Linked DNA regions of Homo sapiens: region 2 is linked to region 1. Evidence: read pairs that join two places in POLR2A ChIA-PET (ENCODE). Cell type or tissue: HCT116. All regions are shown on one strand. Each heading gives the region's core, and the rest is flanking DNA. Links, peaks and the distances in the headings are about the cores only.

What was found. Peaks named below come from ENCODE experiments on the same cell type or tissue, not always from the same donor. Only the 100,000 strongest peaks of a DNase experiment are listed, where the experiment ranks them.
Region 2: POLR2A ChIA-PET joins it to region 1 with 5 read pairs; 2 of 35 experiments call an interaction of 5 or more read pairs at or near these places.

The regions. Positions count from the first base shown.
Region 1 is chr21:31,586,562-31,591,089 of GRCh38, reverse strand. LOC107985488 (a long non-coding RNA gene) reads left to right here. Exons shown (of 3, transcript XR_001755005.1): 3 at 2,043-2,081. Among named protein-coding and RNA genes, the nearest start is that of TIAM1-AS1, 30 kb to the right of the region's middle. In HCT116, for the core only: no CTCF peak of the experiment used is centred there; no DNase peak of the experiment used is centred there.
Region 2 is chr21:31,364,615-31,368,828 of GRCh38, reverse strand. It overlaps a transcript of TIAM1 not described here. Among named protein-coding and RNA genes, the nearest start is that of TIAM1, 22 kb to the right of the region's middle. RefSeq lists an enhancer at 1,201-2,400. In HCT116, for the core only: no CTCF peak of the experiment used is centred there; a DNase peak (open chromatin) is centred at 1,828; H3K4me3 peaks cover 518 bases; H3K27ac peaks cover 2,910 bases.

The DNA of each region.
Region 1 (4,528 bases), core at 202-4,201:
TTTTTTGAGATGGAGTCTTGCTCTCTCTCCCGGCTGGAGTGCAATGGCACTATCTCTACTCACTGCAACCTTAGCCTCTTGGGTTCCAGCGATCTCCTGCTTCAGCCTCCGGAGTAGCTAGGACTACAGGCATGCACCATCATGCCCAGCTAATTTTTTGTATTTCTAGTAGAGACGGAGTTTTACCATGTTGGCCAGGATGGTCTCGAACTCTTGACCTCGTGATCCACCCCCCCCCTCCCCCCCGCCCCCCACCCCTTGGCCTCCCAAAGTGCTGGGATTACAGGAATTTTTGCATTTTTAGTAGAGACAAGGTGTCACCATGTTGGTCAGGCTGGTCTCAAACTTCTGACCTCAAGTGATCTGTCTGCCTCGGCCTCCCAAAGTGCTGGGATTACAGGCATGAGCCACCGTGCCTGGCCCCAGTCTGTTTTTTAATAGCAGTTTAACCTGTATCCAAACTAGTACCCTCAGTTTTCTATATCTTTTCTAAGTATCTCTCTTTTTCTTCTGCCAAATGTGGCAGAGAAGATATAGAAAATTGAGGATACTAGTTTGGATGTGGGTTAAGCTGCCATTACTAATTCTTGCCAAATTCTCCAACTGAATTACAAAACTCATCTGAACACTATTTTCCATATGGCCAACTACACCTGCTTTATTATTGGTACCTAGTTTTTCTCGCCCCATCCTCCTGCTGTGGGGGGAGGGGGGGCAGAATGGTTGCTCCTCAGGCTGTCTGCACAATAACTACCCCCCAGGACTTCTTGAGTTGCAGCCTAGGTTTTCTGTATCCTGGGTCATCTTTCCCCACACGCAAGAGTTTTAATTGCTTTTTTGTTGCGCTGTAACTTACATAGAGTGCGCTAATATTAAATGTCTAGTTTGCTACGTTTACATATGTCCACACTTGTGTAACTGCTGACCAAATCAAATTTTAGGACATTGCCATCATCCTAGAAGCTCCCCCACTGCATGCTGTGCCTTTTCATCCAGCAATCACCTCCATCCCCAAGGCCAACCATCATTCTGACTTCTGTGTGTGTGTGTGTGTGTGTATGTGTGTGTGTCACGCTCTCGTTCTGCTGCCCAAGCTGGAATGCAGTGGTGTGATCAAGACTCACTGTGGCCTCAACCTCCTGGTGCAATCTTCCCACCTCTGCCTCTCAACTAGCTGGGATTACAGGCATGCACCACCACCCCTGGCCAATTTTTTATTTTTATTTTTGTAGAGATGTTGTAGAGATGTTTTATTTTTATTTTTATAGGGATGTCGCCCACGCTGATCTCAGACTCCTGGGCACTAGTGATGCTCCCACTTTGGACTCCTAAAATGTTGGCATTACAGTCATGAGCCACCATGCCCAGCCCATTCATATTTCTGTTACCATAAATCAGTTTTTGGTTTTTTTTTTTTGAGACTGAGTCTCGCTCTGTCGGCCAGGCTGGAGTGCAGTGTCACGATCTCGGCTCACTGCAACCTCTGCCTCGTGGGCTCAAGCAATTCTCCTGCCTCAGCCTCCCGAGTAGCTGGGATTACAAGGGTATGCCACCACGCCCGGCTAATTTTTGTATTTTTAGTAGAGATGGGGGTTTCACTATGTTGGGGGTTTCACTATGTTGAACTCCTGACCTCAGGTAATCCACCCGCCTCGGCCTCCCAAAGTGCTGAGATTACAGGCGTGAGCCACCATGCCTGGCCCATAAATCAGTTTTATAGGGCACTAGTCCCATTCATAAGGGCCCCACTCTTATGACTGTCAACCTAAATAAACAGAGGCTCTCCAAAAGAAAATGATGTTTACTTGGGAAAAGAGCATTACAATGGGCATATGCATGCCATAGTAAACTAGGTACGTATTCAGGGAGGTAAAAGAAAACAAAGGTTTTTAAAGGAAAAAGTGAAGAAGATTACATAATTGTTTTGAAATAATTATTCTTGGCTGCAAAGATCAGTAACAAAGGTGATGCCAGTACAAGGTTGGACGTAGTTGCTGAGTAGATGTCCTTGCAAAAGTTTTTTGTTTTTGTGTTTTTTGTAGAGACGGAGTCACCCTATGTTGCCCAGGCTGGTCTCAAACTCCTGGGCTCAAGCAATCCTTCCTGCCTTGGCCTCCCAAAATGCTGAGATTACAGGTGAGCCACCGTGCCCAGTCACAAAAGTATTCTTTTGTGTGAGGTTATCATGGCCATTGTGCTAGGTTGTGAGTTTTGCAGTCTTTGTGATAGTTTTGTTACTAGGCGTATAAGCAAGAGAATCCTCTCTTCATGGTCTTCCCCGGCTCTATGTGCCAGGGGTTTTGTTTGTTGGTTTGTTTGTTTAGTTTTTTTTTTAACATTAGTGAGTCCATTTTGATTCTGACTACTTCTCCCAAAAGGCCCCACCTTCTATTTTTTCTCTTTTATTTTATTTATTTATTTTTTGAGACGGAGTCTCGCTCTGTCGCCCAGGCTGGAGTGCTGTGGCCCCATCTTGGCTCACTGCAAGCTCCGCTTCCCAGGTTCCCACCATTCTCCTGCCTCAGCCTCCCAAGTAGTTGGGACTACAGGCACCCACCACCATGCCCGGCTAATTTTTTGTATTTTTAGTAGAGACGGGGTTTCACCATGTTAGCCAGGATGGTCTTGATCTCCTGACCTTGTGATCCGCCCTCCTAGACCTCCCAAAGTGCTGGGATTGCAGGCGTGAGTCACCACGCCTGGCCCCCACCTTCTATTAAATAATGCCATCACCATGGGGTTAGGATTTCAACATATGAATTTGGGAGGGAAACAAACATTCAGACCATAGCAGGATCCCCCTCTGTAGGAACTTCTTCAGCAACCAGAGCTTCTCTTGCTTGGTGAAGTAACCATCAGAACCTTCCCTTCACCATCAGAACCTAACCTTCCCTTCCCTCCCCTTCCCTCCTCTTCCCCTCCCCTTCCCCTCCCCTTCGCTTCCCCTTCCTTGTTGCTTTTCTTTTCTTTACTTTACTTTTTTTTTTTTTTTTGACAGGGTCTTCCTCTGTTGCCCATACTGGAGTGCAGTGGTGTGATCTTGGCTCACTGAGACCTCCCAGGGTGACGCAATGCTCCCACTTCAGCCTCCCAAGTAGCTGGGACCACAGGCATGCACCACCATATCTGGCTTTTTTTTTTTTTTTTTTTTTTTTTTTTGAGAGATGGGGTTTTGCCATACTGCCCAGGCTGGTCTTGAACTCTTGAGCTCAAGTGATCCTCCCACCTTGGCCTCCCAAAGTGCTGGGATTATAAGCGTGCACCACTGCACCCAGTCAGAACTTACCATTTTCAGACATTTTGTTGATACATCCTGTCTGCTGTTGCCTTGTCTCCCACGGTCTTTGATCATTATACTTTATGTCTACTACAGAGTTGTTAGGCTTGATTTTCCAACTTAAAAAGCAAAACCTCCCCAGGTGCTTAAACAACTCTTCAAAATCTAATAAATCAAACTTCCAATACTGAAATCTCTTAAAAGACCAATATTATTTATCAACATATTCCATTTCTCTATCTACGTATAGATATATATGTATATGTATATATGTGTTCAATCTGCCATGTTTATTTGGAAGTCCTTCTGATGTTACAGCCCTTCACACATTTGAACATGTCTTCCCCAGATTTGAAGATCTCACCTCCATCTCTTCCCCAGCTCAGCAAGCTCATTTTCTTCCATGGTCCTCATGGGACATTATCATCACAGCCTCACCACATTGTCACCTGCAGGATAGCTCTTCAGATGAACTCTTCAGAAAGTCTATTTCTCTCTTCTCTTCAGAAAGTCTATTTCTCTCTTTTTTTTTTTCTGAGACAGAGTCCCATGCTGGAGTGCAATGGCGCAATCTCAGCTCACTGCAACCTCCGCCTCCTGGGTTCAAGCAATTCTCCTGCCTCAGCCTCCTGAGTAGCTGGGATGACAGTCGCCTGCCACCACCCCCAGCTAATTTTTGTATTTTTAGTAGAGATGGGGTTTCACCATGTTGGCCAGGCTGGTCTTGAACTCCTGACCTCAGGTGATCCACCCACCTCGGCCTCCCAAAGTGCTGGGATTACAGGCGTGAGCCACCATGCCCGGCCTTGATTGCCTTTCTTTTAGCTCTTTTAAGATACCTTAATGTCCTGCCATCTGGCACTTCCATCCCATCAACTCTTTCACATTCCTGTGTGATTCTTTCTCAACCCCTTTTAATTTTAGCACCTGATTTTGGTGGCTGAGATTCTGCATTAAGGTTGCTGCTGTCTTCATTCACCTTTTCAGGCCCTGGCTGAATTTTGTATTCTTTTCATGGTCTCTCCATCCAGCAGGGCCACCGCTCACCTGACTGGAGTCTATCTGGCTTTCCTTCCTGACACTCAAGTCATGCTAATGACATAGATGTGGCCTGAGCAAAGGACGGGGGGATTTTTCTTCTCTTGCTTGGATCAGCTTTGTTCATCAAAGCCCACACTATGCTACGTTTGAGTTGAGTAGGGGCACTAAGTCATCCTATTGGCACAGATTGAGATTGTAGTAACCTGAACA
Region 2 (4,214 bases), core at 1-4,000, 220 kb after region 1:
TAATATCTTTAGTTTTATACTAAAGAGAGTCTAGACGCTTGTATTTTACCAGTTTTGCCATATTTCCCCCTGCTGCTACTCTATGTAGCTTATCATTATGAGCTGCTGTTTTACTGAGTTTTTCTCCCGTCCTTTTCTTCTTACAAATATAAGTATACTGGGGACGGTCAAATCTGAAGTCTTGTCAGCCTATGCCTGCCTTTTGGGATCTGTTCACGCATCTATTTGAAGCCTGTACGCTTTCTTGAAATGCTTTTTTCTGCCTTGTGATGTGAAAGTTTGGTCGCTATTTTTAGCTTTTTAGACTCCTGGCAGCAAATCCGAAGCCTACAGAATAATTTTGGATTGGGATATTTTGGATTTGAAGTCAACTGTGGCACTCTAATTAAAAATGTTATGCGTGTGGCTCAGCCAGCTCAAATGAATAATTTGTTGAGCTACAAACAGTAACAAATTGCAGAAATGATTCACCTGGAGTTTGAGAAAAGGTTATTAAGAAAGCGTAAAATAAATTATTATGGAATATTAAAGCCCTTTTAATATTATGGAATATTAAAGCCCTGAGGAGCCTTTTAAGAATGGGGCCTATGGAACAAAATAGGAAGTTGTTAATATGTCTTAAATAGTTTCCCTTAAAACCTTTGATGAAGTTAAAATAATTGGTAGACATCTTTTGTTAGGTTTGCCATCAAGTTGGTTAAAGTCTCTTTAATATCATATAAATAACTGAGTTTAAAATCAGAGAACATGTTTTAAAATGAATTCTTTGAAAGTGAAACTTGGTATGAAGTTTCCAGTTATACTGAGAGGCCTCTCATGAATATTCTAGAGTGGCTATTTTTGGGTTCAGCTCATTGATCCATTGAAACTGAGCATCAGATGTTGTTTTTTAGGTCTTCTTTTGTGGTCCATGAAGCAGTTTAGGGAAGATAAACACTCAGTAAAGTAATATTGATTACGTGATTCCAAGTTAGACGTCATTTGAAGTTAAAATATTATAATTTAGTGGCCCATGAGGATGTGGAAAATATAATACCAACACACAAGAACAAATAGGTAACGAATAGGAATGAGTCTGTCAAGGACTGTAATTGATAAAGGACAGAGTTACCCAAATGGCGAAGAAACGGAATGTTGCTGCTTTTGCTGATAAACAGGTCTCTTGGTTGTCTGCTCTTTGGTCTCAGATAGAATGCATGAGGCCTGTCAGAATTTCTGGATCCTCTTAAATGTGGCCTTTGGTAAGAAAAGAATAAAAACATTCTTGCCAAACTTATTAGGTAGGTAAGTTTGGGTTGAATACCAAGGTATTCAAGTTCAGTTGCTATGGAGACTTCTTCACAAAGAAAAAAAGAATCCAAATGCCATTTAAAATGGATAACTAGTGAATTTCAAAAATGTACAGAATGAGGTTATTTCGGCCTGTTGGTCTGGGTACTTCTAGTCCCATTCTGTTGACTGGGAAACTAAGTCTTGGTGCAAATCAAGCAAAGAGTTACTGACAGACCTACCTAGAGAAAGGCAATAGTGGCGTTCTTCCAGCTCTGTGTCCCCTTTGCTGTTCATAGGGCTTGCAACTGAAAGACTGCTGGGGCAGGTGGGGGTTGAGGATGAACCAGGTGAGTTGCTCTGTTTGTGCCCTTCTTCTCTTCTTCACTTCCTCCTTTCCTCTCTCCCTCCCTCCCTCCCTCCTTCCTTCTCTCCTTACTTCTTGCCTGCTTACCTGCCTGCCTGGCTTCCTGCCTGGGATTGCAATTATGTTTCTGGAGCTATTTTCTGGGACCCATCCAAATCTGAATACTCATGAGTCATTTCCTTACAGATTCTCCTGTGGTTCTTTGTATTCCCTTTGTATACAGATTTGACCCTGGCATACTTCTAGTCAAGATTTCCAGTAAAGTGTTAAAAAGAGGCTGGGCATGGTGACTCACGCCTATAATCCCAGCACTTTGGTAGGCTGAGGCGGGTGGATCACATGAGGTTAAGAGTTCAAGACCAGCCTGGCCAACATGGCGAAACCCCGTCTCCGTTAAAAATAGAAAAATTGGCCAGGCATGATGGCACATGCCTGTAATTCCCAGCTACTCGGGAGGTTGAGGCAGGAGAATCGCTTGAACCTGGGATGTGGAGGTTGCAGTGAGCCAAGATGGCACCACTGCACTCCAGCCTGGGTGACAGAGCAAGACTCTGTCTGAAAAAAGAAAGCCCCTGAGCATCCTCTTTTTAATAGTCTCTGCCTTCCTTGGAAACTTAAGTATTGCAAAGAAAGCCTGTAGGATATGGCTACATAGTGCTCACCATGAAGATGACATTGAGCTTTCTCCTGATGGATGGCCTGGAGGGAGAGATGGATGGGAAAGAAAAGGAACCAGGAGTGTGTTCATTGCCCATCAATTCCCAAACTGAGGAGCCAAAGGGTGACATGTTTTTCATTCTCTGCTAACGGATGGATATGTTTCTTTCCATTTGGGACATGCGTAAGTTAAGTAACATCTGTGTGGTCATGGCAAGAATAAGGTAACTGGTTTCCTGCCTTTTACAATGTGACAAACTAAGAGTTGCTTTTGGCAAAGGGTGAAATCCAGCTTCAAGGTTATGAGTACGGTTTACTTCCTATGACCTCTGTCAACCATCCCAAGGGCCAAGGGCATAGTATTCATGGCTGTGACATCAGATAGGGGATGCCTGGTATCAAGGTGGATTGCCTTTCAAGTCACACTTTTTTTTTTTTTTTTTTTTTTTTGAGACAGAGTCTTGCTCTGTCTCCAGGCTGGAGTGCAGTGGAGCTACCTCGGCTCACTGCAACCTCCACCTCCCGGGTTAAGTGATTCTCCTGCCTCAGCCTCCTGAGTAGCTGGGACTATAGGTGCAGCTAATTTTTGTATATTTTAGTACAGACGGGGTTTCACCATGTTGGCCAGGATGGTCTCAATCTCTTGACTTCGTGATCCACCTGCCTGAGCCTTCCAAAGTGCCGGGATTACAGGCATAAGCCTCCGTGCCCGGCCTTATGTCATACTTTGACAGTGAAATCTTGCAGTTGTTGGGGAATATGGTTTGATTCAGGGAATATCTCTCAAGCACCTGTTATGTTCCAGGTACTATGCCAAGTGCTGAAGATTTAGAAATATGTGACACAGGCTGGGCACAGTGGCTCACGCCTGTAATCCCGCACTTTGGGAGGCCGAGGCAGGTGGATCACGAGGTCAGGAGATCGAGACCATCCTGGCTAACATGGTGTGAAACCCCATCTCTACTAAAAAATACAAAAAATTAGCCAGGCGTGGTGGCGGGTGCCTGTAGTCCCAGCTACTTGGGAGGCTGAGGCAGGAGAATGGCGTGAACCCGGGAGGCAGAGCTTGCAGTGAGCCGAGATCATGCCCCTGCACTCCAGCCTGGGCGACAGAGCGAGACTCCCTCTCAAAAAAAAAAAAAAAAAAAGAAAGAAATAAGTGAGACACAGACCCTGCCAGCAGGTGCTTCCTATATCCCATTGGACAAGACGGAAACATCAGCACATCCATGGAGAATTATGCAATAAAGACAGAAGGAGAAGTATATACAGAGCACAGAATAGAAAATGTGCGTTGTGTTAGATCTCTTCCCAGGATCTGCTGGGGAGATCTTCTTTCCTGATCACTATCCTGAGTGACTGGCGTGTTTGGAGACTAGATCTGGGGTCGTTGAATTCTGGCCTGAGGGCCAAATTCCACTGATTCTTGTAAGATCCTTGAACTAAAAATGTCTTTTACATTTTTAAGCGGCTGGGGGGAAAAGAAGAATAATTGGTGTCATGTAAAAATCATGAAATTCAGATTTCAGCATTCATGAATAAAGTTTTATTGGAACAAAGTCATTTTCATTTACTTACTGTCTTTGGTTGCTTTTACATAACAAGGGCAGAGCTCAATAGAGAGTATATGGCTCGCAAAGATTGAAATATTTATCTGATTCTTTAAAGAAAAACTTTGCCCACTCTGGACTGTGCCATTACTCAACAATTATGGTGTGGTTGGCCTGTCCTCTGTCCTTCCTCCCCCATCAACACACACCCACTCAGCTGTAACTGCCACCATTCTTTACTCAGTCTGTCCATTCGTCCATCCATCCATCAATCAATCCATGCAGCCATCCATCCATCCACCCATCCATCCATCCGTCCATCCATGGTCCCTGGCCATCATGGTGTCAGCTGTTCCAAGATTTGTTAATAG